Linked DNA regions of Homo sapiens: all the other regions are linked to region 3. A link is a loop called in an ENCODE intact Hi-C map of the cell type or tissue named here. Cell type or tissue: heart left ventricle. All regions are shown on one strand. Each heading gives the region's core, and the rest is flanking DNA. Links, peaks and the distances in the headings are about the cores only.

Region 1 (10,007 bases), core at 1,262-9,261, 340 kb after region 3:
ATTTTTCGCATTTCTCTTTCCTTTATCTTTCCATGTAAATTTTAAAATAATCTTTTGTACATCTACAAAAACAGTCTTGCTGGGCTTTTGATGGGAATTGCATTAAACCTATAGATCAATCTGGGGAGATTTGACATCTTTATCATGTTGTGTTTTTCCATGAACTTGGTATGTGTCTCCATTTATTAAGATCCTTCTGGATTTTTTTCTTCAAGGTTGTGCTATTAGACTTACACCTGCATAATTTATGAGTGATCGTAAGTTGTGTTGTATTTAAAGTATTTCTTTCTGTGTATAATTGTGAGCATATGGAGACATCATTGATTTGCATATGTTAATCTTATTGTATTCCACCACCACATACTCTAAAGAGAGTTATTTTTCAGATCTCTCGAGATTTTCTATGTTGACTGTCATGTTCTCTGCAAATAGGGTTAGTCTTATTTTTTCCTTCCTGAATAGTATGCCTTTATTTCCTCTCATCTTACTAGGCTGACAAGAACGTTAGTACTAGGTTGAACAGGTGTGGTGACGGTAGATATTCTTGCTTTGTTCCTGATCTTAGTAGAAAAGTATTTTGTTTCTCACCATGAAGTTTGGTTATAGCTGTAGGTGCTTTTGCAGATATTCTTTGTGAAGTTGAGGAAGTTTTCACAATTGTTCATGGAAGCAGTTTTATGGCTACTTTGACACCTCTGTCAGATGACTCTAACTCTGTATCATCGAGGTGATGGCATCTGTTGATTTTTTTTTTCATTCAAATAGAGATTGTCCTGGTTCTTGCTATGACAAATAATTTTCCACTGAAACCTGAACATTTTGGATTTGATGTTATGAAACTCTGAATCTTATTGACGTCTTCAATTTTAACAGGCCTCCTCAGATATCATTCTGTCGAGAGAAAAGGGGCATTTCCTCATAATTGCTAGGGGGGTGGAGCCTGACATCCTCTCTGGCCACCACTGACACCTGATGGGAGAAGGGCTCTGTGTTACTGTGGGGTGGGGTGCAGGCTAGGTTCTAGGACATAGCTCTAGAACCTGCTCAGTAATTAGCACTTGTTTGAGTCAATTATTGCCAGAAGTGGAACGTCAGCCTCGGGCTTGGGTGGGCTTCCCCTTTAGCACTTGCAGACAGCACCCTGCTGGGAGTACCCAGGCTCATCACTGCTCTTCATGTGTCCCTTGCTGACACTGTGGGGTGGGGGTAGCCTCGTGGTGGCTGGGCAGTGTAGGACGTCCTGACTCTTTCCTAGCAGGAAGGGTGAGAGGCACCTTGTCACTGCCAGGAGCAGGTGAAAGAGCAGGATCCCACAGGGTCTCCACTGATACCCCTGGGGGCGGGGACTTTTTCATTCATTGGGCATGAAGCCCTCTCTTCCCCATGTGACCCTCTGACACCACCCTCGTTGGGGAGTGGGGGCTCCTTATAACTGAGCAGTGAGCGTGGAAGCCCAGGTCTCCACTCGGCCTCTGTTGATGAGGGTGGGGCTTGGGGTGAGGGCACAGTTTTTTCTGTGCTGTTTGACCGTTGTGGAGTGGTTATCACCTAAAAGTCTTGTCTTCCTAGGCTGCACCTTTCCCAGTCTTTGGCTCGTGGGAGCTGGCTTTTCTTGGGGCTTCTGTGTTTGTGCCCATTGGCATTACAGGGTTGCCAGCTTCTCCAATTCCCATCTGGGACATCTGAGGCAAAAAGAAAACCCAGAAATTCACTGCCCTGTTATTCCTGAGTTCTGAAGGTGCCTAGCCAGTCTGCCTTCTTCTCTCCATTTTTGGGGGTCTTTTTATATTTGTTTTTTTAATATAATATTTAGGGATTTTAGCTATGCTTAGTGAGAGGAATAGGGAAAAGTAAACCTATTTCATCTTTCCAGAAAAGTAAGTTTGAAAAGAGTTCTGGAGGATGGGTGATTTGGAGTAATGCTCTTTGGGGAGGGACCCTGGGCTGGCAAACCTCCCTCAGACACACAGTCCTGATTCTAGAGGCCCCTGAAGGGAGTCTTCCCCATGGGGTGAAAGAAGGAGTGGGGATGAAGGCAGAATGCCTGCTGGGGAGTCTCTGATCCTCAATCCCTGATGAGGGCCACAGCTGGGCGGCTATAAAGCCGAGCCCCACAGGCCAACACATACTCAGCAGACCTTTTCACTAGCTCCCAAATTAAACTATCTCCACTTCCTCTTTAAAGTCACTATAAGCATTGTTGTCACATCTAGACCCTCATTTATCTACCACAATTGCTTGAACTGCTCCCTTTATTAAATTTGATTCCATGAAATAACTGGATAATGGTTCTTAGTGAGATGGACTGGGCTCACTCTCCCCTGCTTGTCTGAGTGAAGCAGATGGTCAGTTGGGGAACTCCTGCCTGGACCCCAGCTGCAGCCAAGCCCTGTTCACACCTTTGCAAACTCTTTGGCCATGTTATCGAGAAGTCACTATTCAGGGCAAGAGGTGAAGGACCTGGAGCTGGACCCACAGGCTGTCTTGGAGGACTGGGACACACAGACACCCAGAGCTTTCTCTTTGATTAAGCAAATATTGATTTTCACCAAGGTCTACTGGCACATGAAAATAAGTAAGTCAGGCTCCAACCTGAGGAGCTGACAGTCTACAGGGGACAGTTGCAATGCAGTGTGTTAAATACTGAGACGAAGGACTCACAGAAGAAAAAGGAGAAGCTCTTGAACCAAACTAGAGTATCCAGGAAGGCTTCCTGGAGGAGGAGTCTTATTGAATGCTAATTGCGTACATCTCTGCCTAGGTGAAATCCTTCAGCAGCTTCCTATTGCTGCCAGCAAGTACTAAAGTGTTTACTATGTCACTGGCCTCCTAGACCTGTCACGAGCCATCCCCTGTTGTTCCTGCTCCCTGGTCTCAGGGAACATCCATCAGGTTACTGTCCAGCCTCCTCACATGTCATCTGTTTTGCATGGGATGATGCTGTTCCCCTCCAGGGTCATAGAGATACTCCCACTCCCCTCTGTACTGTCACCACCGTCAGGGGAGAGATCTGGTCTTGCTGGGCCATTGCTCTAGAACCTGCTCAGTAATTAGCACTTGTTTGAGTCAATTATTGCCCGAAGTGGAACATCAGCCTCTGGAGCCAGTCTGCAAGAATGGGACAGGTGGCGTGCCATCCTAAGAAGAGAGGACAGCCTCTGCTGAGGCCCCGGGCAAGGGCAGCATGGACTACAGGGGTTGTGCAAGAGGGGAGAATGAGAGGTGACATGGGCCAGCAAAAGAGGAGGGCTTGATGAGCCCTGGGAGGACATTGGGCCTTATTCTGTAGGATTTTAAACAGCCTTACAGGAAGAGTGCCTGGCTGCAGTGCCCCAGATGGGTTGGAGGCAGGGAGACTTACTAGGAGAAGGCAAATGGATAGTCCAGGAGAGGGGAGGCTGGCTGGATTTGTCCCAGGCCACACCAGCAGGGTCATGTTGGCTTCTGAGGCCCCAGGGCACCCATCTCTCACAGCTACTTCCCTGAGGCAAGCAGTGTGTGGCCTGAGCTCAAGGTGTGTGGCTGAGTAAACTGGTGTCCATCCCAGCTCCTGGCCAGCCCATGCTTAGCCCCACTGGCAGACAGTGTTGGACAGGCAAGGCCAGGGCTGTGTGGCAAGGAGGGCTGAGCAGACCCAGCCAGAGCTCCCTGAGCTAACCCTAGAGTCCTAAAGAAAAGAGACCCTCCCAAACCGCAGATGAGCCCTGATTGTTGAGTCACATGTGACACATTAAGATACTTTGGTCAGTTTGTAATGACTGTTCACCCTCCATGCTGCTGTGAGACTCTTCCTCGGAGCCAGTGACTCAGGCTCAGGCATGGAGCCTGAAGAGGTCACGTCACTTCCTGGGGCTTTCCCATGAAAAGAGGCCACTGTCCCCAAGAGAGGCCCTTGTCCTGACACTGGCTCCAGGACCCCACGTACACACACAAATGCAAATGCGAAGAATTTTTTTCTTTTTTATCTTGTTTTGAGAGTTCAGGAACCGGGTCAGCACTCAGGCAAACAGAGAGGGAGGTTTGTGTGCAATGGCTTAGTGCAGCTGAAAGTGAGGACCCGAATCAGGGAAACCACAGCCTGTGGCTGCCCTGGGAACTAGAGAGGGAGGGAGGAAATGCTTTTATTTCAATTTCCAAAAGACCAGATTCCCAGATAACTGCACCTGATCCCTCCACCTGGTGGTTTCCTCTGGGGACTGAGCATTGCCCAGAACTCTAGGAGAAAAGCCAGGGCTTGGGTAAGGGAACTCGCTGGTGAGTCTGATGGCTCAGGAGCCATCCTTGGTCCTGGAGGGTCTGTGGTTCAAGGTGGCCCAGGCCAGGCCTGGCTTCCTTCTGCTCTACCCATCTGACCCTGCCTCCCCTGGCGGCAGGCAGCAGGGCTGCACCTCCCCCTCTGGAAGGGGCCCCTGAAGAATGGACTGCAGGGCCATGGGGTCAGGGGGACTTCGGCTGGACCATGCGTGGGGCTTGATCTATAACTTAAATATTTAGACATGTGGCATGCTGTAGGCTCTGCAAATGTCAGGAATTGTCTTAAAAAGCTAACTAGAGTGGAGATGCCTAGCACGGATGCTGGTGCCTCGCAGGGTTTACGAATGATCTGTCCCGGTAAGTGGAGGCTGATGGGTTTAGTAAGGGGCTCCGGTGCAGGCTGTGTGCTGCCGTTTCCTCTGCAGCATCATGACCCCTTTCCCATGGTCCAGGACAGCTGTCATCCCACAGCCCCGCTCCCTGGATGCGCACTCCCCTCGGTCAGGTCCCTCAGGACTCCAGAGCAATGCTTCCCAGAGGCTGAAGAGCACAGTATGAATATTGCATGAATAATAATAACCCCACCACTTAGCGGTTATGCAACGCTTTCCTCTTCCACAATACTTTACCATCATTAATTAGTTATTCCGCACGGCTTCCAGCCTCCCCTGCTCTCTCTGCAAGGCATGCCCTGAGAGTTGCTCCTGCAAACAGGCCTGTCCTGGTCTGAAGCACCAACATCAAGTGGCCAGGCCCCTCTTCACTGGGATTGTACAGGCTATGGGAGGCCTTGGTTTGGCCATTTCTCGAAACAGCAGAGGCTTGTGCCCTTGCTGGGGAGCGCCACCTCTTTTCTGACCTGAGCACCTTCCCAGAGTGCCTCCCGGTGTGCTTGGCTCCCCATTTCACTCATGGCCCCTAGGATAGTGGCAGACACCCATCTCAGGTGGTGGCGTGTTTGCTTGTGGAAGGGCAGCTGCTGCCTGCACCTCACTCTGTGCACACACTCCTTCCGGGGACTTGTCCAGCCATGCTCTGTGTGCAATGGGGCCACTGAGCTGGGAGCCATGTTGTGTCTGGTCCAAGGCCACAGGCTGACAATGGGTGGCAGAATGGGGACTCAGATCTCTTGGTTTCAAATACCCTTCCCTCCCACCCACCATGGGAGTCATGGTGAGGTTTCAGATCCCCACAGAGAGGCTCAAAGGTGGGGCAAGTCCTTTCTCCAGTGAGTAGGGTCGGCTGGGTGTCCGGCTGTGGGGCCTCTGATCTGGCCCTCCCTGGATACCACTGTCCACCCAACCACGACAGCCTCAGGCTCCTCCTTGTTCCAGAACCCCCGTCTTCCTCAAGGCTTCAGCAGCCCCTTCCCAGGTGTGGCTCAGTGCTCACATGTGTCACCACTCCTGGTCAGAATGGACCTGGGACACCAGGTGGGGGGGGCCCTGCCCCCTTGGAGGAGCTCCTAGCCCTGGTTCAGGCCCAGGCCAGCTCTCCGCCTCCACCCCTCCATTAGCCTGAAAAGGTATTGATCAGTTTGGCTTCTGTGAGCTGAGTGTTTTAATCCCACTGTGTGAATCTTTAAGAATTAATTAGCAAAGAGTGCTCAAGAAAAACAAAGTGGGCACCAGTTTTGATACCTCCTGGTCACCCGCTGTTATTGTTTCCCTCTTAATTATGATGCTATTTCTGGAAGCTAGAGGCAAGCTCCCTGGTGCATCTCAGCCTGGGGTGGCCTCTGCATGGCCCTCCGTGGCCTCCTGCTTCTCGTTCCTGCCCAGGGTGGCGTGCGGCGAGGAGAAAAGGCACAGAGGCATTGTAGCAGGCAAGATATGAGTGGCCAAGCACTCCCACCTCTGGGAGCAGGGTGGCCACAGGACTCTCCCCTCTGCTTTTCTGAAAACCTTATCTGTCCACAGTGCCGGCCACATCTTATGCCAGTATCCCCAGCTGCTCTGACCCTGCTCAGCTTCCTTCTTTAGCCCTCAAGCCCTCTGTACCTCCTTGAATCGCCTGGCTTTTGCTTGTACCTTGTCCTCTGCCTGGTCACATTCCCTGTCTGGGCACATTCCATTCCAGTCCCTGCTGCCACCTCACCGAGACTTTATTAGCTCCAACTGGTCCTTTTGTTTTTAATTTAAATAATGATCTCTCCGGGGGAGCTTCTGTGACACTCCCAGGCTGGGTTAGGTGCCCGCCTTGGCCCACCTGGCTGGCTAATCACTGTACTTTCACGCATTAGCAGGGACTGCCGTATGTGGAATTCCTTAATCACTGCCTGTCTTCCAGAAGCCTTAGCGTCAGGGTCGCAGGGGTCCTGAGCTGGAGTTGCCAAGCAAGTGGTCTGCTCTGACACCACGCATATTGTCTTTCCGTGGATGGGGGGCGGTCCATGGAAATCAAGGAGTTGTCTAAAAGCTCCCAGAGTCCCCCTCATACCACCCCCCACCACTGCTTTGCACACCTTTTTCCCGTGTGTTCCTTTTGTACAGCTTTGCCAGGTAGGTTTGGGTTCTGCCCCAGCCTAGTTCCTTGCACAGAAAGCAAGGACCACAAGCGGCATGGGAGGGGTCTGCAGACGTCCTGTTTAGAGTCATGCTCTGATAAGACTGGAGGGTGATTGAGGAAGAGAAATCTCAGGTGGTTCCGGGGTTTGAGATGGGGACTCTGAGATTTCTGCAAGTCATGGTCTAGAAGTGTCTAGACTCCGGCAAGAGCCGAGCGATGCTGGAAGTAGGAGGACTGTGTAGCCAAGGCCCATGACCTATGCCCCTGCATTCTGCTAGAGAGAGGGCTGAACAGGTGCTATTGCACTTGGGGTAGGTGCACTTCATTTCCACTTTCAAACAGCCCCGTGGAGTGCCTGAGAAGCAGACCCATTTGTGAGCCCTGAGGCAGGGGCAGGGGCAGGGCCCGCCAGCACCCATATCACCCAAGCCAGCTAAATTTAAGAAGTATAACTTGTGTTTCACTCTGACCCCAGGGTCCACTAACATTGCAGGGTAGCACAGGATAAATGGGCAGAAAGGCAGGGTTGTCTCTGGTGAGTCTTTTATATGTCAGCGTCCTGCATCCCCATTTTCAGATGAAAAAAGGGAAGCCCAGGATCAATCTGCTGTGTGAAGCATAGCTGGGCTGTCTCCCTTGACTCTACACATCTGATTTCTTTTCTGAGCCTCTTGGCTCAGAAAAGTGTGTGCCAGCTGGGCCTCCAAGGCTCACAGTGGGCTGGAAGATGGAGCCACTACAGTGTACATGGTCTCAGAGCCACAGGGGAAACGCTATCGCCCCCCCTTGTCTCTCTGTGGCTGAACTGTACTTGGATCCTGAGCTCCGTACCACTCAGTACTTACACTAGATCTTATCTCTTCAAGCCATTTCTGGTTTAACACTCAGTTCAGACTTCTCCCATCCACCTTTCTCGGCATCCCCCAGGAGAAGAGTCCAGCTTCCGAGGGCTCTCATGCATCATCTCGCTCTTGGGAGAAACAGCTTCCTCTGGGTTGTTTGTGGCCTTCATGCCATAGAGCAAGCTGCAGACTGGGGCCAACAGTGCGGGGGAGAGGTGTGACACATGGAAGGAGTGATCCTGGACTGACGAGAGCAAGGGGGACTTTCAGAGGAGTGGCTTTGAAGGATAAATAAGCACTTTCCACAGGGACGAGGGAAAAGCATTGCGGCAAAGAGAGCAGCAGCCTGTGCAGAGGCCAGGAGCCGTGTGTGTTGCATGGCTTGCACATCCCAGTCCAGCTTGTGTGGGGCTGTGTGGTATAGCTCCTCCTTCACAGCCAGCCTTCTCTGCTCCTATCTCCCAGTCTCCAGTGACGCCCTCTCAGGACCCACTACCGAAGTCATTAGGACTCCTTTGTTTGCAGATGACAGTTACCGAGCTCAGATAAGAGTAAGAAAAAGAAGCTATTTCCTTACTGAGGTGACTCAAAAGTCCAGGGAGAAGTGCTTCGGGCACAGCTGGATTCAGAAGCTTCAAAGCATCTTTAGGACTTGGTCTGGGCTCAACCTTCTTCAGCAGGGACTTCAGTCTGCAGGCTCCCTGCAGTGGGCAAACGCAGGCCTCCCTTGGCCCCATAGCTCTCAGCTCTGGAAGACATTCTTGCTTCTCAGTTTCCCCTGAGGCTCTGAGTTAGGTGTCACTGGTCTGAATTGGATCTTCTGCCCCACCTGTTGACCAATCACAGTTGACAGGAAGAATAAATGTGCTAATTGGTCAGGCAGGGTTCACACATTCCCCAGGAGCCAGCCCTGTGGGAGTCACGTGGAGTGCCTCCTGGTGTGCTTGGCTCCCCCACTTTGCCCATCACCCCTAGAAATTGGCAGATGCCCGTCTCAGGTGGTGGTGTGCTTGCTTGTAGAAGGGCAGCTGCCACTTGCACCTCACTCTGTGCACACACTCAATTTGGGAACTTGCCCAGCCATGCTCTGTGTGCAATGAGGCCATTGAGCTGGGAGCCGTGCTGTGTCTGGTCCAAGGCCACTGGCTGAGCAATGGGTGGCAGAATGGGGACTCAGATCTCCTGGTTCCAAATATCCTTCCCTCCTACCCATCATGAGGTCATAGTGAAGTCTCAGATCCCCACAGAGAGGCTCGAAGGTGGAACAAACCCTTTCCCCAGTGAGTAGGGTTGGCTGGGGGTCTGGCTGTGGGGCCTCTTGTTGCTCAGAGGAAAACTGAGGTGCTAGTCAGGAGAGGAAGGCAGGCCATGCACCAGTGCCCACTCTGCACCCTGTTCCCACTTCCTCCAGCTTGTGAGACTGAGGCTTGGGGAAGGCGCTGAGCTTTGCCTGTGACACTCTGATCTTTTATTCAGTGTAAATCTTGTCTCCCTGGTCACTCTGTGAGCTCCTTCATGGGGCACTTGGGTCTCTGGTTGCTCTTTGATTTCTCCTAGGCACTGGGGCCCCCTGGAACACCCTATAGGCTCTTTATTTACATGTGTGAGCCCTGTTAGGAGAATAAGGAAGCCTGTCCTAGACATTCAAAGCCACTTCCTCTAGCTGAGAATGTTGGAATTCATGAGCTCTAAAGTTAGGAGCCATTCTGCAACATTTAAGTCCCAAGAAGACTATGGCCGGGCATCATTGACAAACACTTAGGGCAGCCTCTCCCTATTTTTAGTTCAAATACTTATAGAACGACATCTGAGTGCACGCACGCCTACTGGCCCACAACTGGGAATCCCACAGCCTGATTCTGCCCAAATAAGGGTGGCAAAGAGTGCCAGTCCCCCATCAAGGGTGGACCCAACAGGTGGACAGCTCAAAGAGGCCTGGATGCCGGGGATGGGCTCTCAGCAGGTCAGATTCCAAGTGAGATGGGGCAAAGCTAGGCCGTGCCTTCAGCTCTCTCCAAAATAACTCATCTCAGCTTGTGTAGAGCAGCCCTGCCATCTTCCTCCCCAGGAGCTGGGGTGGCTGCCCTCCCATGTTTCTGGGGGACCATAAGACAGAGGGACATCCACTCTTGCAGAGGGCTTCTTGCTGTTGGGAGAGCCACTTACAGAGCAATCTGTGTGCTGCAGGCCTGAGGTGGGAATGGCAGCTGTGAGGGGGCTGGAGCCCACTATTTTGTCAGGGAGGCACAGAGTACCAGGTCCAAATGGGGCATCAGGGAGAAAGCAGAAACTCTAGAATCTAGAGCCCATCGAGTGCCCTTGTGCAAATTAGGAAAAGCTTCTATGGTCAGAGGCTGATCTGACCACACATGGAAGCTACACAGGTGGAGGCTGTGGAAAGCC
Region 2 (10,007 bases), core at 836-8,835, 210 kb after region 3:
AGAGAACTGGAGCAGTGAAAGTCAAGTCCACTCAGCAAGTGGCAGCACAGTGTTAGATTCATTGTTGGCAGGAGGCTTGAGTCTTCTGACAGCTAAAAGAACCAAAAAGCTGCCCAGGAGGATATTCAGAATGCTCAGAATGAATAGTGAACTAATTAAAATAAATCCACTCTGCACATTTTAAATGCAAACCTTTGGGGTTTCCATAAGACCTTTCCCAGCTTGTAGCTCCTGGATATTAATCTAGTTCAAGGTAGTTTATTAATAATATTAATAATCATAATTGCTTGAATTGGTGGTGTCTATTTCTTTGGAGAATCACAGAGGTGCTCTGTGTCTACCACCATACGGCGAGGCCCCATCCCTGACTCCCCAGGCTGGCTTAGATGGGCCTCCTTCGTGTTCCCAAAGCATACTGGGTTTACCTTTTCCATAGCTCAGCTCTGTTGTCACTTCATACATCGTGACCCATATGTTTCAGGAACTGATGATCGCTGCTTTCCCTCCTCACTAGAAAGGAAGTTCCTTGAACCAAGGAAGGGAGTCTTGTATACTGAACTCAATAAATGGAAGCTCAGTCACTGTTTGTGGTAATGCTCTGAATTGGGTTATCTTTATTCTGATTTTTTTCCTGGAGGGCAAACTGAGGCACAGAAAAGAAGGGAAAAGATAATAGGAATTTTGTTGAGAAAGACTCCTGGCCTTGGGTCTTATGGCCTTCCAAAAAATTCAGATCAGCCCATTTGCATCTCTAAATAATAAGGCCACTCCCCTGCCCACAGCTCCACTGAGATCTGACTTAGGGATGAGGATGAAACCCATCTGGTGCCACACATGGATGAGACGGAGGTGCAGAACGACATAATGGCATTTATTTTGTGAATGGTTAGGGCACCCCTCACCCTGTGCTTGGGCTTTCCCCCTAGGCAGTTGCCTCATGGACTCACTGACATTGCTGCTGGCATGAATTTTCCAGATGCCAGTGAAAAAACTCTCTTGCTTACCACTTTGAACCATTTGAAGGAAGCCACTCTGAACTGGTGAAAATTCTTGCTCATAGAGCACTTTGCCAGTGAAAAGGTGTGTTCCCTTCAGGCAGCATGAAGGAGGATACAGTGCACATGGCAGGGCCATGTTTTAAACAAGATCTTGGAACCTGGTCATGAATGCATAGAAATAAACATCGATATTTAATTATGACCTGGTCAGTTCCTATTTAAGTCTGTGGCCTTCAAAGACTGTTCTCTTAAATGCTTCATATCTCCCCTCTACCTCCATTATTTCTTTACCCATTTCACTCGGCCTTTAATGTCTGGCCCCCACTCCTTCCTGATGGATGTTCTGATGGCATTTTTGCTCCTCATCTGACTGAACTTCTAGGCTGCAATCTAGACTCGTGGCCATTGTCTACTTAAGATACTCTTTCACTTTGACCTTTCCTTCTCCCCTCCCTGTCTGGATGTTTAGTCTCTTCCTCTCCTTGACTGCTGGATTTCCTCTGCTCCCAGCCCTGGAGCCTCTTCTCTTCTCACTCTACAGTCACCACGCAGGCGATTGTCCCCACACCATGGTCCCCGCAAACATCCACGCACTGAGGCAGCGTCCAGGCCAGGCCATTTGCCTGGCTGCAGTCCACGCCTCCGCCCACCCACCAGGCAACTCGGTGCCCCTGTCTCACAGCCCTTCCAACCCACATGTTTAAAGCAGAGTCCATGAGCCTTCTGCAAGCCAGCTTTCTCCCTGGGGACCTCAGAAACCTGACGTCACCTTCGACTTCCTCCTCCTCCTCCTCCCAGTGCCTTTCCCTTTGACATCCATTTCCTAGTTCCCATGAGTTTCATCTCTGAAGGTCTCTTCCTTACACACCAGTCTCCATCTCCACGGTCATTGTGTGGACCAAGCTGCTCTCTCAAATCCTTGGGCCACTGCAGCAGCCCATTCCTGCCCTGCACCAAGAGGCTGCTTTCAACACTCAAACTTGTTCATATCAACATTTTGCTTAGAATCTCTCGATGGCTTTCCAGTTTTAAGGAATGAAGATCAATCTCCTTAACACAGATCCTCTCTTTCCAAACACACCTTGCTCCATCTTTCCCCTCATGCTTGGCTTTCCAACCAACCTGGTCCTTGTCCAGCTTCATGCCACCCTACTTCCTGCCTCAGGGCCTCTGCTCATGGTGTTCCCTCTGCCTGGACTTTTTTACTTCCATCCTTTCATCATTACTGGGTTAACTCCAACATGTGCTTCAGAGCCCAGTTCACATGTCCCTTTGATGATGCAGCTTCTTCAGGCTATTCCAAGGCTGCCCGTTACATCCCTTTATCATGGGCTATACCCATCATTTTGCAGCACTTACCATAATTATAATTAAGCATTTAACTGGGTGATTTGTTGTTAAATGTTTGTCCCTCCTGCTAGCCTGAGTGTTTATTGGTGGCGGGGTCCATGTCTGTTTCTTTTTCATGCAGCATAGTGCACAGTGCAAGCAATATCTGTTAAATAAATGAGAAAACCCTTCCACCTGTCATGATATTACTCACACTTTTGACAGGCTTAGCAGAACTTATTTTATTGACAGTCAATTATAATCCTATAATCACAGAATTATCACAAATTTCAAATTAGTGAATTTGAATCCAAGTGGATTTTATTTACTTTTTGATTCAAAACCCCTCAAATATGTAAAATTCCCCCCATGGTAAGAGATGGAAGCAGGTGGACGGGATTGTTCTTAGAGACTGTTGACAAGCTGGCTCCAGGGAAGGTGTCCCTCAGCAGCGTGGCATGTACTGTGTATGTCTGGATTGCGTTTCTGTCAGGGGGAGATGAAAAGAGACTTCATCGTGACTTCACCATTTCCCAGTTGGTCTCTCACACTGCTCTCAGTGCTCTAAGTTGGGGAGTGGCTTTGATGCCTTCTGGAGGGCCAGCGTCCAGCAAACTTTTGTTGAGTACATTACCTGGGGCTCTGTTTACAGCCACAGTGTGAATGGTCATTAAGTGATGCGTTATCTAAATTATAGGGTCAGTGGATGAAATGCTGGCTTTGCCCTCTGCCTCCAGGCAATTGTGCAGGACTCAACAGCGCCATGTTCTGCAGACCTCCAGCACTTCCTCCACTGACCCAGGCCAAACTTGCATCAGATGGAGAAGGTTCTGCAAAACACCAGAGCACACTAGGGGAAACAGGATCCCTGGGCAGGAATTTAAAAATGGACTCTCCATTTGAGCCCCTGGAGAAGAGCGAAGGGTCTGCCATGCCCACTGTGAATATGTGCATGGGTGAACTGGTAGTGCCCTGTAGCCTTGGAGCCCTGAGAATTACACTCAAGGATGTGTATTTTCTTCTCCTTATTGTAGGGTCATCTTTTTGAATCAGACTACATCAAACAAACTCAATCTGAACATGTATCCCCATGAATCAGCTTTTCCTTGAGATAAGCACCGAAATACCCTTTGCACAGTCATTGCTAAATTCTAACTCTTCCAAAATGTTTTCTCACATGATGCTTTTTTTCCATGCCATGCCTCATGATGCTGTTATTATTGACTGGGATGTGCTGCTTTTTGCGGATACAATTCTCTCCCCCTCCTAATCCTTTACAAATGCCTATGCAGACCCTCAAGTCCCTCTTGGCAGGGGAGCTCTGCCTGCTCCCACACCCTCCTTCCTCCAGGCCTGTGGTGCCCTGTGCCAGGGAGGGGCAGGACCCATGTGTCCTGGACTAGATCCCTCAAGTAATAGTCCCTCTTCCTGGAATGTCTCTTCTGTCCTCAGCCACAACTGCTGACAACTTCCTCCTCTGTTCTGTTCCTCGTAGAATCTTTTCTTCCCTTTTTATCACTTACATTGCTTTATTCTTCCTGCACTGCGGTGAATCTATCTCTCCCACTAGACTTTGAGATCCTTGGTGTGAGGTCCCTGGCTTGGTTCATCTTTTACCTACAGGGTGCCTGGTGCACCCTGCTCACTGGGAAATGTTTTCAGCTCTGGTTGTTGAGTGTACTTCTTGGACCCTGGGATGTAATGACAGAGGTTTACTGCAGTGTGCAAAGGGACAGAGGTCCATGTTGCCCTTGTCTTCCTCGGGGCTCCTGGCTGGCAGCCAACCCAGGCCTGAGAAGGTCATGCAGTCCAACTTCCGCTGATCTATCCCAGACCCTCATGTGTCCCAGGTTGTAAGGACGGGAAGTGTAGGGGAGAAGACTCACAACTCCTACATGCCAAGCCCTATTGCAGGTGTCCCCCACATAACTGAGGAGCTTGTCAGGTCCATAGGACCAGAGCCCCACTGGGTGACGCTGGAGGTCCCAACTCAGGGACCACAATCACCCATGAGGAGAGACAAAGTGCCCTCAGAGGGAGGACCCAGATATTCCATGTCTCACAGCTGGTGAGTGACAGAGTGGGCTTGGGGCCGGGTCTTGGTGGTCCTGGGGACACTGCACAGAGGGAACAGTTGGTGGTCTGGCATGGTCGGGCTGCTAGATTGAGCAAATTAAAAATACAGGACACTGAGTGAAATGTGAATTTCAAATAAACAATAAATACTTTTTTAGTGTAAGTGTATCCCACGCAATATGTGGGATACACTCATACTAACAAAATTATTCATTATCTGAAATTCAAATTCCACTGGACGACGACTTCCTCCTCTTCTTCTTCTTCATCATCATCATCATCACCATCATCATCATCATCATCATCATCTGGCTACCTGAGGGTCTCACCAACTTTTAGCACTCAAAGTGGATCACAATCAGAGGAAGCCAATGCAGTGAGTCAATACTGGGATGACACAGTGACAGTCACGGCTCATGTGTATGCATCACCCTGTAGTTCATGACACATTTCAGCATCCGTGATCTTGTTTGATTCTCATGACTCCTCTGAGGCAGGTTGAGTGGCCTTGTCACCATCTCCTAGGTTGAGAAACAAAGGCACAGAGAGGTGCAGGATGTTGCTCAGTGCCACACAGCATGTAAAGACAGGGAAGAACTGGGGACGAGTCAGCCTGGGCTCACCACCTTACCACCTTCTGCTTTCTCCAGGAGGAAACCCTGAACCTCTGGCCTGTGGATTCAGGCTTCCTTAGGCGTGTCCTGGGAGGTGTTGCCAGCCCCGCTTATGGCTCATGGGCTGGAGTTCATGGGAGAATTGGTGTCTCTGGGGGAGAAAACGAGGGTTTCATTTCACTTTCACGTCATGTAATAAGGATCTTCTCAGCTGAGTTCTCCCAGACATCCACAGAAGTGAAACTTTTGATTCAGCCTGTAAACATGAGTCCTTCCTGTTTGGGGAGGGCTCTGGTGCTGCGGGAGGCTCAGGCAGCTGGGCTCTGCAGAGCTGGGGGCTCCCCTGCAGGCCCAAGGTGCACCCCTGAGCTGCTGAAGATATGTTCCATTTTCCTCCTCATCCCTGCCCATCTTTCCACAGGAAGCCACTGGGGTTTGCTTTGTTGCTGGGTTTGACCACTTGCCGGTAGTGTGGTTTTTGAGCCCAAGATCTTCGGGTGAATTTAATTACCTTAATTGAATGGTGCTTTCACTTCTTAGAGAAGGGGAAACAGGAAGACAGTGGAGATGGCAGGGGTTGGCTTTATCACACCCAGAAGGCTCTAACAAATTGGAATTGATTCCTCTTGCTCTTCTTTCTGGGTTGGTTTTCTGAGCCATCGACTCAGGCATGTGTGACGAGCAGTTCAGTGGAGTGAAGTGTGACAACTCCTCCCTGTCTATGCACAGCCTGGAGCCCTGCTCACAGATGGTCCTCCATCCACAGATGCACAGCACACACAGCCTCCACCACCCCACGCCACAGGGTGCCTTGCTGGTCAGTTTTGGGCCAAGCTCTCGACCTCTCTGTGCAATTCTAACAGCCCTCTTGCTTTAGAGGGGAATGTCCTTGTCTATGGTCTATGCTTTATGAGGAGAATGTCTTAGCTTGAACTAAAATATCATAGGCTAGGAGGCTTAAAATCGACATTTACTCCTCACAGTTCTGGAGGCTGGAAAGTCCAAGATCAAGGCACTGGCAGATCTGGTTTCTGGTGAGGGCCCTCTTCCTGGATTGTAAATGGACACTTGCTTGTTGTATTCTCATACAGCAGAGAGAGAGAGAGTGAGTGTGCACATGTATTAGCAAGCCCTTTTGTGTCTCTTCTTATAAGGGCACTGATCCTATCACAGGGGACCCACCCTCATGACCTAATTACTTCCCATAGGCCCCATCTCCTAATACCATTCCACTGGGGTAATCTCAGTGAATTTTGGAGCACACACATTCAGCCCATAGCAGCCAACAGTGAAATGGCAAAATTTACTTCCTCAGTTGAAGTCCTTCAGGTGAGGGCAGCAGACACGTGTTGAGTGTCTGTGAAGCAGCAGGTCGACCCCTGCACCTGCCCGTGCTCACTTATTCCTTGATAACACTTGGCATGATAGGCTCCCCTCATCATCTTACAGCTGATGAAACTGAGCTGTGACTGGCTAGGTCAATCGCTGGTCCCTTGCTTAAGGCCTGGGAGTGCTGAGCAGGGCCTCACCCAGTCCTCGGCCTCTGTGCCCTGCTCTCTGGCCCCAGGTTGATGCCTCCTCAGCATCTCCCATGTGGGGCTCGCTGTGTCTTTGTAACCCCTTTTACTTTTGGAAATCAGAAATTATAAGTTCATTTAGACTCCTAGAAGAAAGCGTAAGATCTCGTAAGCGTGACTTAAGCTTATTTATGTATTGATCCATTCAACAACTACTTATTGAACACCTGCTTCACGTCACCAGTTTTGGTGCTGGAGATATAGCCATGTGCAGGGCTGACCCGGGCCCTCTCCTCACGTAACTGGATGGATCCTGGGAAGTTACTGCTTTGTAAAAGCACAATTACCTCTGATTGCCTTAGATTGGCTTCCACTGGGCAGTGCCTCTTATGTGTGTAAAGCAGAGATTTGATATACATAAGGGTCATTGTGCATCCAGTCTGGCCATTTTGGCTCCACTAGCCTGATATTTGGCACATGGGAGAGGGGTGTCAGCCTGCAGCCTGGCCTGGCTTGACTGGACCCAAACTCAGGTTATAGCCTGGGAAAGCCAAAGGCTCTCAAACTGACTCTGAGGCCACTGTGCCCTGGGAGAGAACAAGTTTGGCTTTGGCCAGCCCCAGGAACATGATGTGGTTGGGTGCCATGATGGCAGTGTTGGCCTGGTGGGAGTCTGAATCTTCTACAACCACATTACATGTGCAGGAGCCTCTAAATCTTGTAGCAGGTAGAAGTCCAGGATGCCCCAGGGGTTGTGGTTGAAGAAACCAGCTTGCCTGGGCTTGTCAAACCCACAGAACTGGATGTGAGCAGGGGGTAGCAGGGGCTGCTGCCCTCTGGGGAGAGACTGGAGGAGTGATGCTTTCTCTGTGAGCTCAGCCCAGCCTGAAGCTGACTTCTGGCCTGGGTAGCCAGTCTGCCATGTCTGGATGGGTCATTCCCCAGAAGCTTCCAAGTGCTGCTCAGACCCAGGGCTGTGCCTACAGTTGAGGCCAGGGAACAAGGCACAGGGAAGGCCGGGCTTGGTCTAACCCAGGACATGAGGGTGACCAATACCTGGCATCACAGACCCAGGGAGGGACCCTTATGGCAGGAGAAATGAGAAGTCACAGGAGAAAAGAAGAGAGGAGGAGAATGGGACTGGGTTCAAGCAGTCTCCCACAAACCTGTCCCCTCCTGGTTCCTGTTCCCTGATGACCAGGGCAGGCCAAGCGATGTTTAATAACCAGCTCTCTGGGGCAAAAAGCACTGGATTTGTAGCACTGGCTAATTTCTTGCTGCCTCCCTGATATCCCAGGCAGAGTTGGGACGAGGTGTGCTCAGTGGGCCTTGCAGGGTGCAGGGGGCTCTGGTGCGCCTCTGCATCCCAGCAGGCTCCGGAGCTCGCACTGCTTAAACTTGGGTAGAGTCTCACTCCACAAAGGCTAACCTGCGAGCTGTCAGCAGCACCTCTTTGCGCAGTTTCTGACCGCTTCTGGAGGTGGAGCATTATGGAGGATCACTCCTTGGAACTCCTGGTGGCCAGATGGGCTGGACTCAGCCAGACACCGTCTCTGGACAGTCCCTTCCACTAGGAAGGAGCTCAGGCCTGGCACTGCCAGCTGCTCCACGACACTCTCTCAGGTGTTCTCTGCAGACCTCAAGGGGCCCAGCCTCAGCAGCCAGATGCTCCCTAAGCAAAGAGCCCTTGGCTTCTCCTCGTGAGCTCAGAGGTGCCCTTGGCTTCTCCTGGCGAGCTCAGAGGTGCCCTTGGCGTCTCCTTGTGAGCTCAGAGGTGCTTTATAGGAGCAGCCATGCTGGCATCACAGGTAAAAGTAGGAGCAGGAAAGATCTGGAAGGGAGAGCATGTGATCCCAAACAACTCTGTTCACCCTGTCTTCCTATCCCAGGGTTGGGTGAGTGCCAGTCCTGCTCCACTGCCCAGGAGGGGAGTTGCCTGAGAGGCAGAGATTTTGGGAGAAAGCAGGGTCAGCCTGGCAGCCATGGTTCTGCTGCTCATCCTTCTTACCCTTGCACCTCCTTGTTGCACCCAACCCAAACTGCAGGGCCACCCCCACTGCCAGGCCAGCTGCTGGAGAAGGGACACATGGCTCCTTCAGGAGCTCTGGGGCCATGTGAATGGTGGGTCCCCCTGGGATCTGGGCACAGGTCCTCGTGCTGCTCTGTGCCCTTTAGCCATGGTTGCTGAGTACAACCGTGCTTGAGGGACATGGCATGTGAGAGCCTTTCTCATCTGCAAGTAAGTGGACCCCATGCCATGCACCTGGCACAGGTGCTCCCAATAGACTTTCTAAGTCCCCACATCACTGGCACTGCCCAAGTCTCTGGCCAAAATCACCCCTGGCTGAGAACTGCTGTTAGAGAATCAGGGAGGGAGCACTAGCCCAGCACCAGGCTCTTCCTGCCTTCACTCATTCATGTATTCACTTGCTCTTCCCCTCCACATTTCCTAGGAACATCTTGCCCTGGATTCTGGAAATGGCAGGACCTGACATGAGAGTCATCAAATAGGCAGTACCAGCAGTGCGAAGAGCGGAGACCCAGCTCTAAAGTGCTGTTGTCATGGGTGTCACTTAACTGCTACACCTGGAAAAAAGGGATAATAAAAATCAGCCCGGCTGTGCCCGCCCCTGGGACTGCCCACTCCCAAGGTTGCTCCCCATGCTGGACACAGGAATTTTCATGGAATCGGTCCCTGTGGCAGGCACTGCTTGAGAGTCTCTCGATGCTGGAGTCAGCCAAACCACCAGGTCCTGGATCCCCACCACAGCAGGGAGGACGCCTGGACTAGAAGGAGGTTCAGAAGGCCCTGACCATTGCAGCCCCGTGCCTCACCTGCCAGGTCGACAGGGAGCGAGTGAATGGCATACACATCCTCCTCTCCGTGTCTCCACAGAGCAGAGGTTTCTCCTCTACATGTAGTAAGAAATGCATTTACATCATGGCACAGAACATGCTTGGAGACATATGTATCATGGAAAACCAGACAAAGCAAAGCTTACCCTTCTTATATGTACTGCTCCATCCTAATCTAATCTATTCGTTCATTTAAAAAACCTCTTCACAACTTAGTGATTTCAGGACTCAGTAATGACTTATGATCTATAGTGATTTAAAAAAAACTCTCTGAGACCAGAAATTTTAGGCATCCCTAATTATGCCCAACTTACGGGTGCCCCGTTTCTGGTAATGCTAGATTTTCATCTGGATGGAGAATTGGAGACCCAAGGCCCAAACAGTGGCTGATCAGATTCACTTGGGGAGGGGAGGAGACCCCACCCGCTGGTGGCAGGTCCATGGGCTGGGCCTTGCCTTACTGCTCTAGCTTATGTTTCCAGTCTCCACACAGTGCCTATGCCTAGCATGGGGCCTTTTATTTGCTAAACAAGTGAGTGAATGAGTAGGTGAGAGAAATTTCTCTTATCCACTGAGTGGGTAATGAGCACCTGGTATAAAGGTACTTTATAACCTAG
Region 3 (10,007 bases), core at 1,114-9,113:
GTCACCCTAGAATGAGTATCAGGAAAAAGAAAAGGGTGAATTAATGCATACTGGATAGGGGTTTCTGTTTTCCCTTTTGAAGCAGGAAAGTAATTTTAGAGAACTTTTCTTCAAAAAAGAGCTGAAACTTAAGCTTTGGCATAGAAAGAATAAGCTTGCTTTTGTAAATCCTTCCTTTGTCTTGAGAAAATAGTCATCTGCATAATTATAAGCCACCATCATGCAAAAAGTGTACTTTGTATGCACAGCATACCTTTCTTTTCACTGTTGTTTTTTATGTTAGAGACTGACTTTGGCTTTTAGCTCCATGACATTGTCATTGTATAAAGCAAGCACCATAAAAGGGAAGGTGAACATGTGAAACATGAAGTCTGAATTGCATATTGCCACACGTTTTCTGAGAGCCAGGAAAAATAATCTGTATTGCAGGCCTCCCCATGGTGGCCCACTGAACACTGTGCTACTGCCGCGCATTTCAAGTCTCCTTGACTTAGAGCTCACTTAGCTCTAAGGAAGTCAAAGGGAAAAAGGAACCTTATTACTTTTAAAATACTTGATAGTGGGATGGCTTTTTCCCAATCCTCAACAGTTTTTTCTTATTTCTCAAGGTGAAGAGACCTAGTTTGTTGTATTTATTGGCCTTTGTGAGTGAAGGTTGACCTGGTGTTTTTTCTTGTTACTTAGAACTGCTCATTAACCCCCGTCCAGACACTACAGACATTCCATAACCTTTCCGAAATAGATGTGTCAATTCTTTTAAACAGTAATTTGAGGACCTGTGACTTAAATCCTGTTCTTTAGAGTTGCGGCACTCACATTCTAGTAGCACCTTATGTAGTAATGCACAGATGAGGGCTGGCTTATATTTGTCATCCCTCAGCACAGCTTTCGTTTCTGTGCACGTTTATTACCTGTGAAGTTGTTTGAGGAATGTTGCCCAGTACTCTTGAACAGTGAGCGGTGTCAGACTTTTTCTTAACTACTGCAAGGAATTAATAAAAGTGTTAATCTCAACATATTGATTATAAATGGAGCAATATATATTTTTCCAATTAAATTGGGTCAATATTAAATATGTTTAAAATATATCAGTATTTTGATCAAGAGCAATTTATTTTGATTGAATTTTAAATGTGGGTTTAGTTAATTTGATGGCAATAAGTTTTTCTTAATAATGTTAAGATTGTAAAACAATTTATTATTTCCAGAGCCAATATTTTGCTAAAGCTACAGTGAAATCTCAAATGAATTTCAGAAATATCAATAACTCTTAATTGCCACCAAAATACGATAGCTCTTAACATTTTATAGCTACAGTTATTAAGGCTGTTAAACTGCAGATATCCACATTGAAATATTTGTTATTACATCTCCTTTGGTGCTGTTTGGTTTGGGGGATGAAAGAAAATAAAATGCTCAGGATTGAGAAGCATATTAGAACTGCCAGTCTCTCTATATTTTGTTACTCATTGCTGATCTTTGTAGACTAATTGAAATGGTAATGCTATTCCCTTGAGAAACAGAAAGACCTTTAGGGTTGCTTGTCTTAGCAGTGGTTTGACGATGGATGATTAGAATAAAGTCATAGAGTTTACAACATAGAAAATTAGTTTTTTTTTAGTGGTTAGAATTTAGGAGTAGTTCCCAGGGTAGGCACCCTTTGCTGAACTTAACACCTTTTACTGAGGGTATAGCCTGTTAATTATAATGCTCTTTTCAACTCTAGGAAGTGAGAGTGGGTGACTTCTGGATATCTCATCCTCTTTATTCTCTCAGCTTGAGAGCCATCGGCCTTTCACTGGCACTAGGTTCACCCTAACTAGGTGCCTTTGTTTTAGCTGATACTTACTAGGAATTTTCCGTCAAGCCCTTTCCATAGCTTTTTTAATGGAACTGGGCAGTCGCCCTTTGGATCCTGCTTTCCTTCATTTGGCTCAAGCCCTCAGCTCAGTCTTTGAAGTTTTAACCATTTTTCAAACCGTGTATTCCCCCTTCTCATGTGTTTCTCCTGCCTCCTCCTCTGCACTGAACTGTATCTGGAGGCTGACTCCTCAGTGGGTTCCCTGGTTTTCATACCCTTTCATGTCATACAGGATGGATGAGCCACTGCTTAGAAGTAAATGTTCTGTCGGTTCTATGGTCAGTGGTATACAGGTCTTGTAAAACATACATTATTTTTTCATTTTACTTTGTGCTACCACGGTTTCCATTTGCTTATGGCTGTTGGTTGTGAGGTCTAGTGCTTTCTTAAAATATACTACTGCTTTGCACATTGTGGGCCTGGGAGCTCCGGGTGCCAAATAAAGATTAGGACTAACACACCTTCAGTGTTTGAGTGATGTGGGTTCCCGGTGAGCACCTACATGCTGCTTACCTAGTACAGGCTGTGCAGCCAAGACAGCCCTGTGTGGCCCAGAAGACCAAACATTTCATGTGAACCTTTCCCCTTCAGGGTGATAAAGATCAGGTCGCTTGTCCCCAGTCCTTGTTACCTCCATGTTATTGATTCACTTCCCAGTTGCCATATTCGAGGTAAGCCTCCATAGCTTTATCTTTGCTTTCATGTCAACAATGCATGTCTGCATCCTTGGACTGGCTTCAAGGGTTTCTGGCAAAAAATTTGCAGTCTGTTAATAGACTTGGGCACAAATAGGACCTAACCAAGTGTGAAGGGAATAATGAATTCAGACTGAGGCATTTGGGAGAGACTGTTGGGGAAGTTCATCCAGTGCAGGGCCTTGTCTTGTTGGGTGGCTCAGATATATTAATATGACCCTTATCCAAATTAACAATGTTACGCATTTGCCCCTAAACTCCAGGTGCATCATTGAGAAGGGAAGGAATTTGCTTTGCTTTGGAGGCACATTATTTCCTCAGGGTTCTCATTTGGATTGCCTTGGAGGTTGGTGTGATGCCACAATGTGCAGAGAGGCTGAGGACAGGGAGGGCAGGTGGGCTTCACTTTCCAGCCAGCTCTGATTTCTGGGGAGTGGTAGTCTATTCAGGGGGCTCCGAGGCCCTGTTTGGGTGGATTGGGAAGAGTGTGCAGTTCCTTAGTGATGTCTATCATAGGCACAGTGGGGAACTAGCAACATTCATGCTAGGTATTTGCCAGCCTTGACATAATAAAACAGATGTCACTGACTCCTGCCTCTTTGTCCAGCAGTGGTCAGCACTGCTTGGTCAGGCTGCAGGGCATAGATGGGTTGCATCCTGAGTGAGAAAATGCATTTCCAGATATGTTTTTGTCTCTTCTTGCTGGCAGGACTAGGGTTAGTGTTTATCATTTGACTTAAACTCATTCCCCCAAGTTCTTACTCTATTTTCATGTATCGGCAGTTACTATTTAAGTTGCTGCCCTCGCAGACTACAGTGAGGGCAACGAGCACAGACGAGAGCAAAGCTTCCCCACCCACAGACTGATTATGCAGTGTCACTGGGAGCCCCTAACACTGGAGACGCTGACTTAGGAAGTGTAGCGTGGGGTCACCGGGCAGGACTTTTAAAAAATGTTCCCAGATGGCTCTGATCACTGTCAGGTTTGGGAGCTAGGGATGGAAATAAGTCAGTCTTATGTATTTCTCTTTTTTGGGGCTGCAGCTTTTGGCTGATGCAGTTTGTATATCAGTTTCTCAAAAATCCTCTTTTATGTGCCCTGCACAGTTGTATGTACACAGGGGAGGGCCTGGCAGGGAGCCTTAGCTAAATGCTGTATGTCATAGATCATCTGGTTCTTGTGGGGTGTGTGTGTCAGAATCACATGGGAAACACCTTCAGAGGGTAGGGGCCTGGGCTCAGCGTGGGGAGTCTGAGGCAGCAGGTGCAGAGTGGGAGGAGCTGGGCACTGCACTTGTGCTTTGGCTGAGCTCCCGCTGACTCTGAGGGGAGCTTGGTGACATTCTTCATGGTCCACAGGACCTTGCTCAGAAAGAACTATGTTCTCATTTAGGAGAGCTTTGAGGCAGTTGGGAAGCATTGTTGGTAAGGATGTTGAGGCTTGAGAATGTAATGCTTTTTTCTTTACTATGGCCCACACTCAGCAAATAATTGCCTCTGGGATAAATCCCCGACCCATGCCCACCCCGATCAGGGAAACATAGTGGGGAGTTCAGAAACGGACTCTTCAGTAGGCGGTGCCTGAGTCTCCTCAGATGACCTGGTGCATTGGGCTAAGCTGCTAAATGCATAGCCTGAAGTGGATTTGAGTTGGTTCCTCTGCATGGTTTGAAGGCTCCCTCGCCACCTTTCAGCACTTCTGATGAGTCCCTATTTTTATTGTAAAAGTATGACAACAATATTAAGATGAAAAAATGACCTCTTTTATGTTTTTATTTTCTACATGTCATTCCAGTCTTTGGTTCTGTGAATACACATCTTTACATGGTTATAATCACGGCCCCTCCAGTTAATTGGCTTGCCCACAGTTTTACTGTGAAGTAGAGCTGAGATTTGAAGTCGGCTGGGCCCTCTACATACATGTTTCCTTCCCTTTGTGGGATTGAGTAGAAGGTGCAATATTTAGGTATGACCACAGGGTGGTGCCAAAAATCAACACATAGCTGCCCCCACCTCCATTGGACTGAAAACCAAACCAAAAACCTAAGCCTGTAATCTGGGAATTTGGATGAGGATATAGGGAGATGGCTCAGGAGTCTAGAAGACCTGGCAAGTATGGTGTGGATGGGGACAGAATTTACTTCATGGTCTGGTGTAACCTGAATCTGTAGACTTGATGCCTGTTGATATAATTGGTTTTTAATAAATTTTTGATCCTAAAGGTTTTTCTTGTGCCCTATTTTTTACCTTTTTTACATGAGTAACTCTGAGATGTAAAGGGGTGATAAAGATTCCATTCATTGTGTAAGTCTTACAGAATGTCTTCTAATAGTCTGTGAGACATAATCTCCTGCGAAGATAATACTCTTCATTGTCCTTCCCCTGAGCACTGGGCCTCTGTGGCCAGGGCCCCATTGAACCCTGGCTTGGGAGGGTTGGGTTGTGCACATCCACTGTTCTGAGGAGGGAGCTGTCAGCATTTCAGATGCTAGGGGTCAAGCCAAGTAGAATGACTGTTATGAAGAGAGTCTTGTGGATTTGGAACGTTGCAGCCTTTAGGGCCTGAGCAAAGGTGGCATCAAGTGGAGGTGGGGGCAGGGGCGGGAGTGGTGCACAAGAACAATGATGGCTGACATGTTTGAATGCGTACGACTTAGTGGTTCTTGTGGTTCTTCTTGTTATATAGGTTAATTCGTTTAATCCTTACAGCCACCCAGGAGATAGGACTTTGAGCCCAGAGAGATGAAGTCATTTGCTCAAGGCAGCAGTCAGTGGAAGGGCTTGGAGAAGGAGAAGGGGTCTGAAGGTGGTGTGGGACACATGAGAGTGATCTCGCAGCTTGGTTTGCTGCAGCAGACTCGGACAAGCATTGTTTCAGTGCCTGGTTTCTCCCTCCACTTGATGGGGGCCAACTCCAACCCAATGTCCCATTCCTATCCTGAAATGCTTCTAAAGGCAGTGCCCTGAGAACCACCAACCTCACAGCCTGTCTCCATTTTATTGTCTTCTGGGAACTTCTCCCTTCTGTCTAGCACCTGTTTGCACTGGGATTGTCCTGTCTGTCCTTCAGTTGGATCCTGGTTTGCACCCGATGAGGATTTAGCAATTTTAGGCTGTGCTTCGGCAAAGGCCAACTCACAATGTGGAGGTTGATTTGATTGTGCCTTTTTTTTAAAGCCCAAATTAAAGAGAAAAAACAAAACTCTCCCAAAATCTGAATTTAGTAAAAGTTTGAGATTTTATCCAGAAACCTAAATACAATTATTTTAAGAATGTTCTTAACATCTCTGAGAGTTCATTTTTCTCAAGAAATAAGCCTGGCCGGGCACAATGGCTCATACCTGTAATCCCAGCACTTTAGGAGGCCAAGGCAGGAGGATTGCTTGAGCTCAAGAGTTCGAGACCAGCCTGGGCAACATGGTGAAACCCCAAAAATAGAAAAAGTTAGCTGGGTGTGGTGATGTGCGCCTGTAGTCCCAGCTACCCAGGAGGCTGAGGTGGGTGGATCACTGGAGCCTGAGAGAAAAAAAAAAAAGAAAGAAGACTGTGTTCATTTTCTTTTAGGAATCTATAAGTTGAAAGAAAAAGTTACACTTTTAAAACCTATTTATGCCTAGTGTTCCATTATTGGAACGCTAAGCATGTGGGAGTTATTCATGCCCTACTGCTCAAGGTCATTGCCAAGGTCTGATTTTTCACACATGTCTGCCTCCTGAGGGTACATGTTATCACTTGGTGCACAGAGTTAGTTACTGCTACAGATACTGGCATGCTGGGAGCTTGTCAAAAAGTGATGTGAGTTTTCAGAAACATTTTTGAGTATCCAAAGACAGGTACATATAACTTTACTGCACTACATCCTATACTAGTAATTTTTAAGAAATAACTTCTCTACTAGTTATGCTATTGTGCGGTAAAAAGAAAATACAGAAAGTATTATTATTGCATTAGTTATGGGTTTGACATTTTTCATGTTCCATTTTTGGAACACTAGGCAAAACCACTACCACTAGGACTAATAATACCTTTTTTCCGTTTTAGTCCCAAGATGCCTCGAACACTAAGTTTACATGAAATAACTGACCTTTTAGAGACAGATGACAGCATAGAAGCAAGTGCTATAGTGATACAACCACCTGAAAATGCTACAGCACCTGTTTCTGATGAGGAATCAGGAGATGAAGAAGGTGGAACAATAAATAATCTGCCAGGTTCTTTGTTGCACACAGCTGCGTATCTTATTCAAGATGGCTCTGATGCTGAGTCTGACTCAGATGATCCCTCATACGCACCTAAAGATGACTCTCCTGATGAAGTTCCATCTACGTTTACTGTGCAGCAACCTCCACCATCAAGGAGGAGGAAAATGACAAAAATTCTTTGCAAATGGAAAAAAGCCGACCTAACTGTACAACCCGTAGCAGGTAGAGTTACAGCACCACCAAACGATTTCTTCACCGTAATGAGAACTCCCACAGAAATTCTTGAACTTTTTCTTGATGACGAGGTCATTGAACTCATTGTCAAGTACTCCAACTTATATGCTTGCAGTAAAGGTGTACATCTTGGCTTGACTAGCTCTGAATTCAAATGTTTTCTGGGAATTATTTTTCTGAGTGGTTATGTCTCAGTTCCTAGAAGGCGTATGTTTTGGGAACAAAGAACAGATGTGCATAATGTACTGGTTAGTGCTGCCATGAGACGTGACCGGTTTGAAACTATATTTTCTAATTTGCATGTTGCTGACAATGCAAATTTGGATCCAGTGGACAAATTTTCCAAATTGCGACCTCTCATAAGCAAACTTAATGAGAGATGCATGAAATTTGTTCCAAATGAAACATATTTCAGCTTTGATGAATTCATGGTTCCTTATTTTGGTCGTCACGGGTGCAAACAATTTATTCGGGGAAAGCCCATTCGGTTTGGCTATAAGTTTTGGTGTGGTGCCACCTGTCTGGGCTACATTTGCTGGTTTCAGCCGTATCAGGGTAAAAACCCAAATACTAAACATGAGGAATATGGTGTCGGTGCGTCACTTGTCCTTCAGTTTAGTGAGGCACTTACAGAGGCACACCCTGGACAATACCATTTTGTATTCAATAACTTTTTCACCAGTATTGCACTTCTTGATAAGCTCAGTTCAATGGGACATCAGGCAACAGGTACAGTGAGAAAGGATCACATTGACAGAGTTCCACTGGAATCAGATGTAGCTTTAAAGAAAAAAGAAAGAGGCACATTTGATTATCGAATTGATGGCAAAGGCAATATTGTCTGCAGATGGAATGATAACAGTGTTGTCACTGTTGCCTCATCTGGTGCTGGTATCCATCCCCTGTGTCTTGTCAGTCGTTACTCCCAGAAACTGAAAAAGAAGATACAAGTTCAGCAGCCAAACATGATCAAAGTGTATAACCAGTTCATGGGAGGCGTAGACAGAGCTGATGAAAACATTGATAAGTATCGGGCATCAATCCGTGGAAAGAAATGGTATTCAAGCCCTCTTTTGTTCTGTTTCGAACTGGTCTTACAAAATGCTTGGCAATTGCATAAAACATATGATGAGAAACCAGTGGATTTTCTGGAGTTTCGTCGACGTGTGGTATGCCATTATCTGGAGACCCATGGTCATCCTCCAGAACCTGGCCAAAAAGGAAGACCTCAGAAGCGTAACATTGACTCACGTTATGATGGCATAAATCATGTGATAGTCAAACAGGGAAAGCAAACGCGATGCGCTGAATGTCATAAGAACACAACTTTTCGATGTGAAAAATGTGATGTTGCCTTACATGTGAAGTGTTCCGTTGAATATCACACTGAATAGCAGGTGTCACCACCTCCTGAGATAAGAAACATAGTTTTATACATTATGTACAGTGTAGCAGTGGTTTTGCCTAGTGTTCCAATTTTGGAACGTCACATAACAATGGAACATAATAAATTTTTTTTTCTCTTCAAATTTTTGTTCCTTGAATTTTTCTAGGTAACATATATGAATTTCATGCAAAAATTCAAAAAATTGTAACCTCAGACATAAATGGGTTAAAGATGTTTTCTTAGAGAGCACATTGCCTTCTTTTAAATAACAAAGCTGAGACACAAATGAAGACTAATTCTGCTTCCTGCTCTGCACACACCTTTCATTCTTGGCTCTGGGCATAATTGTCTATATCAGTCTTAATTTACTCCATGAGATCTGCACTCCTAACTGAGGGTATTTCATCTGCTCAGATTTGCCAATTAAGTTTACCCAGATAGACCATAAAAAGGAAGATAAGAAAAGTAAAACACCAAGTATCTCAATTTAGCAAATTAGACTAATCTGTAAGGCATTCTTAGCTGTCTGAAATAGAAAACCTATCATACTACAGAATGCAAACTATATTAAATACCCAGCTTGGTGCCTGAATATATTTTTAAAAATCAAATTGTACTCATTGTGCCTCTGTTGTTGAATTTCTTAAATGGATATTGCAATAGGTAGAGAATGATCTTGAGGTTGAAATGTCACTCTGTATTAAGAATGATTTAACTGTATGATACACAGCTTTTTCCTTACAGACGGTGTAGATTTAAACTGCTCTGTGTACAATGATCCTTGCAACATAAAAATATTACAATAGAGCAGTAAGGTCTGTTTTGAATTTTGAGCACCACGGTAGGTGACCTCCTTGAAGTTTTGGAGAGGGCATGTTTATTTTATTAATATGATCTCAGGCAACTAATATTTGATAATTCCCATTAATATGTGTATTTTGTCCCTTTTGTGTGTTGGTATGGGCAGTTGTGTACATTGATTTGTCTAGTATAAAATGTGTATTACATGATTGTTCAGCCTATATTATGTATAGTTCAAAGAACTGCTAAACTGATTTTACTGTTACTTGGAAAAGTTTGCAGGGGTGTAGTGAAGAGTGAGTTTTGACTTACTTTGCACACTATTAAGGTGGGGAAGGAATCATGTTATTGTACAAAAATGAAGGCAATCTTTCCCTTCTTTAAACCTTAGTCCTGATGTTTTTTTAAGACAACATTTGGATTGAAGTTTTAGAATTTGGTTTGTTCTTGTGCAATTGCTTTCGTTCTGTGGCAGTTAGAGGACCCTTCGCTGGCACTGTGAGAAAAGGGGTGGTACTAGGGAGTTTGGAAAATACTTTTTTGAAGACAGTATTATGTAACAGATAGGAATATAGACTCTGGAACTTGATTATCTGGGTTTGAATCTTTTCCCTTAACTCATTGGTAATCTTGGACAGCTTCCTTTCTTTCTCCCTGTCTGCTTTAATTGTTAAAAAAAAAAGAGAGAGAGAGAGAATAACAATAGTATTGATATGGTTTGGCTTTCTGTCCCCACCCAAATCTCATCTTGAATTGTAGTCCCCATATGTCAAGGGAGGAACCTGATGGGAAGTGATTGGATTATGGGGGCGGTTTCCCCCATGCTG

The links. A loop is a pair of places that touch in the nucleus more often than their neighbours do. Peaks named below come from ENCODE experiments on the same cell type or tissue, not always from the same donor. Only the 100,000 strongest peaks of a DNase experiment are listed, where the experiment ranks them.
Region 1: a loop joins it to region 3, with 2.8 times the contacts of the local background. A loop is called at or near these places in 7 of 110 quality-filtered maps.
Region 2: it touches region 3 in a loop (2.7-fold over the local background); 4 of 110 quality-filtered maps call a loop at or near these places.

The regions. Positions count from the first base shown.
Region 1 is chr10:49,171,403-49,181,409 of GRCh38, reverse strand. All of the region lies in intron 1 of TMEM273 (transmembrane protein 273), which reads left to right. Among named protein-coding and RNA genes, the nearest start is that of TMEM273, 12 kb to the left of the region's middle. RefSeq lists enhancers at 1,052-1,131, 3,708-4,047, 5,533-6,032, 6,033-6,534. In heart left ventricle, for the core only: no CTCF peak of the experiment used is centred there; DNase peaks (open chromatin) are centred at 3,829 and 4,719; H3K27ac peaks cover 2,077 bases.
Region 2 is chr10:49,305,482-49,315,488 of GRCh38, reverse strand. All of the region lies in intron 1 of C10orf71 (chromosome 10 open reading frame 71), which reads right to left. Among named protein-coding and RNA genes, the nearest start is that of C10orf71, 11 kb to the right of the region's middle. RefSeq lists a silencer at 7,332-7,381. In heart left ventricle, for the core only: no CTCF peak of the experiment used is centred there; a DNase peak (open chromatin) is centred at 4,104; H3K27ac peaks cover 985 bases.
Region 3 is chr10:49,513,712-49,523,718 of GRCh38, reverse strand. All of the region lies in intron 5 of ERCC6 (ERCC excision repair 6, chromatin remodeling factor), which reads left to right. It overlaps PGBD3 (piggyBac transposable element derived 3), which reads left to right. Exons shown (of 2, transcript NM_170753.3): 2 at 6,598-8,614. The coding sequence starts at 6,605. The coding sequence ends at 8,386. Among named protein-coding and RNA genes, the nearest start is that of PGBD3, 5.6 kb to the left of the region's middle. In heart left ventricle, for the core only: a CTCF peak has its summit at 4,525 (motif pointing right); no DNase peak of the experiment used is centred there.